Linked DNA regions of Homo sapiens: regions 2 and 3 are each linked to region 1. A link is a contact called in ENCODE Hi-C or POLR2A ChIA-PET data. All regions are on one chromosome and are shown on one strand. The core of a region is the stretch at or near the end of the contact, and the rest is flanking DNA. Distances in the headings are between cores, read along the strand shown. Region 1 overlaps CLEC16A (C-type lectin domain containing 16A). Region 2 holds the start of LITAF (lipopolysaccharide induced TNF factor). Region 3 overlaps LOC400499 (putative uncharacterized protein LOC400499).

The links. A loop is a pair of places that touch in the nucleus more often than their neighbours do. ChIA-PET counts read pairs that join two places held with the same protein, here RNA polymerase II (POLR2A). Pooled maps may share reads with other maps.
Region 2: a pooled map shows a loop between it and region 1 (2.9-fold over the local background). The contact joins the promoter of LITAF here to the enhancer-like site in region 1. A Hi-C loop is called at or near these places in 1 of 168 maps with a recorded cell type or tissue (heart right ventricle) and 6 of 50 pooled maps. POLR2A ChIA-PET finds 5 or more read pairs at or near these places in 3 of 52 experiments (PC-9, activated CD4-positive, alpha-beta T cell and activated CD8-positive, alpha-beta memory T cell).
Region 3: a loop to region 1 is called in a map of OCI-LY7, with 4 times the contacts of the local background. The contact joins two enhancer-like sites. A Hi-C loop is called at or near these places in 1 of 168 maps with a recorded cell type or tissue (OCI-LY7), 2 of 37 single-sample maps with no recorded cell type and 9 of 50 pooled maps. POLR2A ChIA-PET finds 5 or more read pairs at or near these places in 2 of 52 experiments (B cell and activated CD4-positive, alpha-beta T cell).

Annotation. Positions count from the first base shown.
Region 1 is chr16:11,092,861-11,095,557 of GRCh38, forward strand. The region is part of intron 19 of CLEC16A (C-type lectin domain containing 16A); the gene reads left to right. Among named protein-coding and RNA genes, the nearest start is that of CLEC16A, 150 kb to the left of the region's middle. RefSeq lists an enhancer at 2,013-2,062. Within about 2 kb of position 1,367, at least 11 of the 41 ENCODE cell types and tissues checked have a DNase peak (open chromatin) inside an H3K27ac peak, as active enhancers do; they include OCI-LY7 and PC-9, where a contact is called at or near this core.
Region 2 is chr16:11,585,521-11,588,217 of GRCh38, forward strand. LITAF (lipopolysaccharide induced TNF factor) reads right to left here and starts at 1,399. Exons shown (of 4, transcript NM_001136472.2): 1 at 1,366-1,399. RefSeq lists an enhancer at 153-262 and silencers at 1,163-1,242, 1,273-1,752.
Region 3 is chr16:11,369,422-11,372,118 of GRCh38, forward strand. LOC400499 (putative uncharacterized protein LOC400499) reads right to left here. Exons shown (of 67, transcript NM_001370704.1): 67 at 2,594-2,697. The region is part of intron 1 of LOC105371082 (a long non-coding RNA gene); the gene reads left to right. Among named protein-coding and RNA genes, the nearest start is that of RMI2, 25 kb to the left of the region's middle. RefSeq lists enhancers at 1,059-1,118, 1,304-1,804. Within about 2 kb of position 1,355, at least 3 of the 41 ENCODE cell types and tissues checked have a DNase peak (open chromatin) inside an H3K27ac peak, as active enhancers do; they include OCI-LY7, where a contact is called at or near this core.

The DNA.
Region 1 (2,697 bases), core at 117-2,616:
AAGCGTTTGATCCATAATAGAATCCCCAATGCATGGTGACTGTCGTTATCCTCATCATCATGACTGTCCCCAGTCTAGTGGGAGACAGGCCAGGAGGCAGGAAGCTCCCCCTACCCCAGTGTCGAGGCCCCCATGGAGCAGGGAGGAGCTGGGATGAGGAGCATCCTTACCTGGGCAATCTGTCCAGACCCATCTCAGGGATCTCCTCCTCCTGTACCCCCCACCACCTCCACTTCCCTGCTGGCTCCTACAGCCTTTGCACCCCCTTCTCATGGTGCTTTTGGGGCATCACATGGTGTGCACCCTCATCTCTTATGAATTCAGCTAGACCTGCTCAGCACAGCAGAGTGAGAGAGAGAAGGGCAGTAGGCTTCACTGGAGTGGCCCTTCCCTGCCATCCCTCACAGTGAGCCTGGGCCCTGGAGTTGGGACATTTGGAGAACAAAGCCACTTTTCCTCAGCCAGTGCGGTTACCGTGGCCATACTCGTCCCAGTGAGTATGAGTCTAGGACTCAAAAAGTGCTTCAAGGCCTCCTAAACCCTAGCTGACACTTCCTGTGGCACTCAGGCAAAGGAACAAACAGGCTTCCAGTGTACAGGCCGGGAGCATGCCCTGCTGGACACTTCAGTGATTCTGCCCGGACTCAAGGGTTGGAAGGTGGGCAGTGACTGGTCACCTTTCTCTTCATATCTATACCGCCTGGCACTGAGGAGTCACCAAATGAATCTGTCTTAAAGCAAAGTGGGCGTATTTTTGAAGAAGTAAATATCAGCCAGGCGCCGAGGGTGGGCAGATGCACCCTGGGCACAGCACAGGTGGAAGAGGGCAGGGCGTGTACAAGACTGAGCAAGAGGAGGTAGAAGGCGAGCCAGGATATGAGGGTGTGGCAGTGCAGAGAAGGGGCCCTGCTGAAGGACAGGAAAGTGGGCTGGGAGCAGCTCCAGGAAGCCCACTTCCATGGCACAGTTAGCAGGGATGAGGTAGCAAGAATGGAGGCGGCAGCTGGTGAAACATGCCTCTCTCATTCACCCCAGGTGAGAGGACAGTGACCCAAGCCACGGTGCGTTCAGGGATGGGGCAGGCTTGGTTAGAAGGGAGGACCCACAGGCTTCCTAGCCTGTTGGGGTGGAGGGGTGACGAGGGTCTTTGGACGACAGGCAGGTCCTATCATGTGCTTGTAGAAGCCATGGTGGTTAATTTCTGCCTTCTTTTGTAACTGTGGCATTAGGAAGCAGGACTGACCCCATTCCTCTAAATCATGCCCTGGTCTCAACCTTTCCTCCAGAGTACTTCCTCTTTTGTACAGGGCCCCTTCCCAGCCTGTGGCTGTCCTAATGAACCACCTTGCTGTGTCACCTTCAGGTGACCAAAGATGAAGGCTCCAGGGGCTCAAAGGGGAAACTGAAGGGTAACATGAGTCAGGGGTTCCAGAGGCTTGACTCAGAAGCTCTGCGCCTGTCCTGGGCAGGCCGAGCCTGATAAGTTTCCAGCCCTAAGGTGTGATTGCAGTAAACCTTCTGGAAGCCAGAGCCGGCTTCATCTACAGATGTGAGGTTTGTGGGAGGAGGCAGAAGTGCTCTTGTGGCTTAACGGGCCCTCTTGGCTCCAGCTGCTCAGAGGAGGGGCAGCTGAGAGCCACACAAGGCCTTGCCTCTGAAGTTTGAAGCATTTACAGGCACCACCTCCCCCCCTACAACTTTTTCCAGGCCACATCAGGCAAGCTCCTTTCTTAAGAACTGACCTTGTGTGTCTCTTTTTGCATCTGAGTTCTTTAGAAAAATCTCTCCCTTTTTTCCTGTGGGGCCCTGCATGCCTGCCTTGGCCCCACTGCCCGAATATGCCTTCTCTCATTTCCCTCCTGCCTCTGCCGTGTAGTTTCTAATGTAGCTCAAATGTGAAAAATTAGGTTTGCATGGTTGCCATGAATTTTACGTGAATCACATTTAAATCAATAAAGCCTGTAGAATGAATCAAGTTATCGTTATTATGAGGTAGCAGGGGGCTATTTAAAGGGGCTGTGGGCCTTTAAGCACATAATGGAAAAAGTTTCCTACTACTGGATGATCCCCGATAAAGCACTTAACCTTTTGCAGCTCTGGGCTCCCTCAGTACCTGTGATGCGTTTGAAGTTTCTACTTTCTTCTTAGCAGGTGTGATCAAGCAGAACTAGAATGAAAGTCACATTTTCCATGACTTGTTTCTTATTTGAACAGTTGCTAATCTTTTTTTTTCTTTTTTTTTTTAAGTGGGTAGTCTTTTAAATGACATTCTGTTTCAAATGTGTGAGCTTGGGATCTTTGATGTAAATAGCAGGAAAAAGTGGGCGGTAATGTTATGGAACGTGGAAAGCCTGCCTTTTCTAGGTCGTGCTTTTAGAGCAAGAACCAGAGAGAAGAAAGAAAGGAAAGAGAAGATGAAAAAGAAAAAAGGCTGTGCAGGGGTCACGGCTGGAAAGGCCCTCATAGCAGCCTGGCACATCATGTTCTGACTCTGGGTGCAGGGCTCCCCCCACCTCCCCATTTTCACCTTGATCAGTCCTGACATTCTCTCCACGGGCCAGCTCTGGTCTGTGTGTTGGGAATGACCACTCCAGGAACAGAGTCCAGGCAGTCAGCATAGCTGAGGGTTTGCCACAGTGCTCTGGACAGTTGAGTAAGACAGGAGCTACAGCCGGGCACGATGGCTCACGCCTGTAA
Region 2 (2,697 bases), core at 149-2,648, 490 kb after region 1:
CCATCTAGATCCTGCTCCAACTGATAAAACCAAAACACTGGTGGAATTCCAGATACCAGCCTGCACTTCTCTCTGTAGGCATCTGGGTTAGTCCTAAATAGGAAGTCCTAAAAAGAGTCACTCTGAGAAGGCAGGGGGTGAGAGGGCAGATGAAGCAGCCAAGCACACATTAAGGCAAATCATGGCTTTCCTAAAGAGGACCCCAAGCTGGGCTTCAGACAGTCTTTGAACCAGCACCAGTGCACCAGGCCAAGGGGAGGGAGGCATCCTCTTTGGGAAGACTGGTAGGAGCTTGGAAGACCCCGTGGCTTCCACAAACTGTAGATTTCCCAGTGACCACTGCTCAGTCCAACAGCCAGTGACATCAGCTCCACTGTCGGGAAGTAGAAAACCAGTGAAGGTCCAACTAGCCTGGTCCCTGAAGCATGACTGGCCCTTCCAGAACATACACCTTTCCCCTATCACCTCCTCTCCCTGACCCCGAAGAGCTTCGGGCACACCACCAACTGACCACCTATCCACAGTGACCTGCAAACCAGAGCGGGGAGGGTATTTGCCTAGCTTGGCAGGGAGGGGCGAGATCCACTTCTGCCACCAGTCACCAGCTGGTCCCACCAGCACCTACCCAGCACCGGCGGTGGACGGTGAGCGGCGTCTGGGCCCAGAGCTGGGTGCCATCAGCAGTAAGAGGACCCCTGCGCTCGCGGGGTGCCCGCCTTACCCCGCGGGGAGGGGTCAGGCCTAGGGGCCACGGCCCGCTTCGCTCTCTGATTTTCACCTCCCCAGGGTCTCCCAGGGGCCTCGGGTGTCCTTCCCGGATCTTGCGCGAAGTCGCGGGGGCAGGGAGAGAAACGCGGGTACCCGCGCCCCTAGAAGTCAAATGTTTGGCAAATAGCATTTGGGAATTCGTTGGGGTTTTTTTGTTTGTTTTGGTTTTGTTTCTGAACCCCCGGGGGATATTTCTGGAAATCTCAACCTGAGTCACTAGAGAGAATCGCGCCTTTTTCTAAAAAGCCCAGGGGCCGTCCTCTCCGGGGAGGGGGACGCGGCGGGCCGCGAAGGGCGCTCGTTCGGGTGGGGGCCGGACGACCCCGCCACGCGCGATCGGGCCACTCTGGGACGCAGGAGCTGAACCCAACCGGAGACGCGGCCGGGACCAGCGCTGGGAGGCCGGACCCCGCCCCGGCCGGGCCCCCACGCCCTCCGCCGCGCCTCGATGCCCGCGACCCGACCCGCGCCCCCTGGCATCCCAGGAGGCCCCAGCCAAGGGCTCAGTGCCCGGGGCCCCCAGCAGGTGCTGGCGCCACCGGCCCCCCGCTGTCTCCCGCTGGTCCCCGCGCCCCGGCGTCCCCGCGCCGCACTCACCGCCGCCCGCGCCGCCTGTCGAGCCGGGAGGTCTGAGCTGGCCTCTCGGGCGCCCCGAGAAAAGGGCCGGGCGGCGGGGACGGGGGCGGGGGCTGGACCCGCCGGGGCGGAGCGCGGCCGGCTTGGGCTTCCGGCTTCTCCCGCCCCCGCGGCCCGCACCTGGGCCCCAGGCGAGACCACCGCCGGTTCCCCGCCTCACTCTGATCGCCCCCAGGCTCCATCCCACACCCGGCTCGCTCGCCACCCCAGAGCTTCCCAGGCTTACCCCCGAGACGCCTGGCGCGGACCTGGTGTCTCCCCCACTCTCCTATCCTGCCCCTGCCTCTCGGTGCCAGCCCCACCCGTCCGCCCCCGACAGCCTGGCCCTCCCTCCTGATTTGCCGCTCGCGGCTCTCCCCACTTTCCCCCCTCCCCGCGCCGCTCCACCACTTCCAGGCGGCGGGACCACCAACCTCGACCCCGGACCCGCGCTGGGGCGCTCCCGGCCCTCTGGAGGGCGGCCCTTCTCTTCCTGTAACTCTACAGACGCGTCCGGACAGACCAAGACACTCTCTGTGCCTTCGGGCATGTTACCCATCCTCTCTGAGCTCGGCTTCCTGTCTGCAAAATGGGCACAATAGCGGTCCTGTCTCCTAAGACCGACTGGGAGTGAACTGGGAAGATGGTAAAGTTTTTAGCACAGGATAGGTATTAGGTAAGGCTTATCAGCTGCCTGTCCGCTTTGTGCCCCCAGGGTGGTCCGTGCCGCCAGGTAGGCCTTTCTCAGCCATCACTGAAAGCAAGCTCTGGAAATCAGTAGCCCCATTTCACATCCGCCCCTAAATGGGTGCCATCTGCCCGTCTGCTTGGAGCCCCATCGGCCGGCTGCAGTGATAACAGCAGCAGCCTGGATCCAGCAGGCTCTCTGGGAAATCATTAGAGGGAATTAAGAAGCATGCCTGGCTTTCAGAGTACACAGAGTCAGGAGATGGGCAGAACCATGATGTGGCCATCCACAAACAAACGCCATTTGGACAGGGAGCTTCCGAGCCCCATGCTGGCAAAGACCTGGATCTTAGAACCCTCCGGTGCCCAAATCCCATGCCTTTACCCGAGGTCCTAAAGATAGTGAGGCCCAGATAGGGAGTGTGGCTTGTCCCGGGTCCCTCAGCAAAGTGTCCCCAGCCCCAAGTTCTTGCCACCTTGCGCCATGTCCACTGACGGGCCACCCTCAGCCGTGGACGAGTTACCAAGTTGGAAGGGATTTCAAAGTTCTCCCAAGCATAGGAGGTTCCCATGTAGATGTTATTAGTGTGGGCAACATTTTACTGCTTTTAAAATATGAAGGGGGCG
Region 3 (2,697 bases), core at 105-2,604, 280 kb after region 1:
ACAGAGGGCATTCTTTTGTTGCGAAGGTTAATGGAAGCTTCTGTTGCTTCCATCCCCTATAAATGATGCTGGGCTCTGGCTTGATGGGTGTGTGTCTGGGTGTAATTTCCTTTATCGTGTGTAATTTAAGGAAGTATCCCTCTTTCTAATTTGATGTGTTTTTTTCTAAATTTTGTAGTAAATTTTGTCAAATGCCTTTTCAACATCTACGATGATTATGATTTTTAACATATTAATATGAATGAAATTAGGCTGGGCGCAGTGGCTCACACCTGTAATCCCAGCACTTTGGGAGGCTGAGGCAGGCAGATCACAAGGTCAGGAGGTCAAGACCATCCTGGCTAACATGGTGAAACCCCATCTCTTCTAAAAATACAAAAAAGCTAGTCAGGTGTGGTGGCGGACGCCTGTAGTCCCGGGAGGGTGAGGCAGGAGAACTGAGTGAACCCAGGAAGCGGAGCTTGCAGTGAGCCTAGATCGCACCACTGCACTCCAGCCTGGGCAATAGAGCGAGACTCCATCTCAGGAAAAAAAAAAAAAAAAAAAAAATATGTGTGTATATATATATATATATATATATATATATATATATTTGAAATTAAAAGATGTTCTAATTTTGAGCTATCCTTGTCACACTGTACAATTCTCACTTGGTTTAGGTCACTTTTTTTTTAAGGCCCCAGTGGGGTTTGTTTGGTAATATTTTATTTTGGATTTTCTTACCTTGATTTGTATGTAAACATCTTACCTTGTTTTGTTTTGGAGATAGGGCCTTGCTCTGATGCCCAGGCTGGAGTGCAGTGGTGTGATCATAGTTGATTGTGATTTTGAACTCCTGGGCTCAAGTGATCCTCCTGCCTCAGCCTCCTAGACAGGCATGTGCCACCATGCCTGGCTAATGATTAAATTTTTTTAGAGACAGAGTCTTGCTATGTTGTCCAGGCTGGAGTTCAGTGTATATTGTAGACGTGAATTGGTCTTTCCGCTGGAATCATTCCCTCTCCTATCTGTTTCAAATTCATGCATAAGTACTCCACCCACACCCCCCAGTTGGAAAGTATTGATGTTGTCCAACCTGCCTTGAGAAGGGAGAACTATGTTTCCCTCTTTGTATCTCTGCTGGTGTCCAGTCCACTGCTGTGTTTTTGGTAAATACTTGACCCATAGAATGTGGGAGGCAGGAAGGAAAGCTTCTGCGTTTCCTTTCTGGACCAGAAATCATGGATCCGTTAAGCATATTGAGAAACCAACAGGTCAGGTGGCTGCACACTCTAGTTGCATCTGACTCTGAATTGCTCATGGGCCCCTGAGCACCAGTGATTTGCTTTTCTTTTATTGCAAAAGCAGAAGTGGGGGTTGAGTGAGCTTGGGCAGCCTTGGGAGGCAGGCAGGCCCGCGTCAGTGCCATCCTGGCTGTTTGTAGCTTGTATGACCTTGGGGAAATCCCCTCAACTCTCTGAGCCTTTGTTTCTTCTCTCATTAAGTGGGGATCATCCGTTCCTCATTGGACTATTGTAAGGCCTAAGATCAAACTTTTTTTTTTTTTTTTTTTTTGAGATGGAGCCTTCGCTCTGTCGCCCAGGCTACAGTGCAGTGGCACGATCTCCGCTCACTGCAAGCTCCACCTCCCGTGTTCACGCCATTCTCCTGCCCCAACCTCCCAAGTAGCTGGGACTACAGGAGCCCGCCACCTCACTCGGCTAATTTTTTGTATGTTTAGTAGAGACGGGGTTTCACCGTGTTAGCCAAGATGGTCTCGATTTGCTGACCTCATGATCCACCCACCTTGGCCTCCCAAAGTGCTGGGATTACAGGCGTGACCCACTGTGCCCGACCCAAACTTTTTTTTTTTTTTTTTGAGACGGAGTCTCACTCTGTCGCCAGGCTGGAGTGCAGTGGTGTGATCTTGGCTCACTGCAGTCTCCGCCTCCTGGGTTCAAGCAGTTCTCTGCCTCAGCCTCCTGGGTAGCTGGGATTACAGGCGCCAGCCACCATGCCCGGATTTTTTTTTTTTTTTTTTTTTTTTCCAGTAGAGATGAGGTTTCACCGTGTTGGCCAGGCTGGTCTTGAATTCCTGACCTCATGATCCACCCGCCTCGGCCTCCCAAAGTGCTGGGATTACAGGCGTGAGCCACTGCACCCAGCCCCCAGATCAAACATCTTTCAAGGCACTTGGAGCAGTGCCTGGTCTCCAGGGTCTTTAGGCTGTAACCACAGCAAAGCACTCAAATCACAGCCACTCTCCCTTCTGTCTTCCCTCCAGTGTGGGGGTGTGGAGGACCAACCTTCTTGTTCCCATTCACCCTGGAGTTCTTTCTTCTGAACTTCATCTAGCACCTGCTATGCACCAGGGATTCATGGGGGGGATGGTGGGGCGGAGGTCAAGGACGGTCAAGTCTGGCCTTCAGCTTGCCTCAGTCCCCGTGGCTGATGCCTTGCCCTTTGCTCTGGAATCTGGGCCCTACAAGCTCCTACCAGGCTCAGTGCAGAGAGGGCTCGAGGGCACCCCCTATCGGTGAGCAGATTCCATAGCTGCCCACGCCTCCCCCTCTCTTGAGTGGATGATCAACCCCAGCAATCTAGAGACATGTTCTTGGATTCTGCCAGCTTTATTTTTCAGTTGAAAACTCAAAGGAAAAAGTTACATTCCCAAAAGAAAGTAAAACACTTCCAATGATGTAGCCTGGAGGCCTGAGT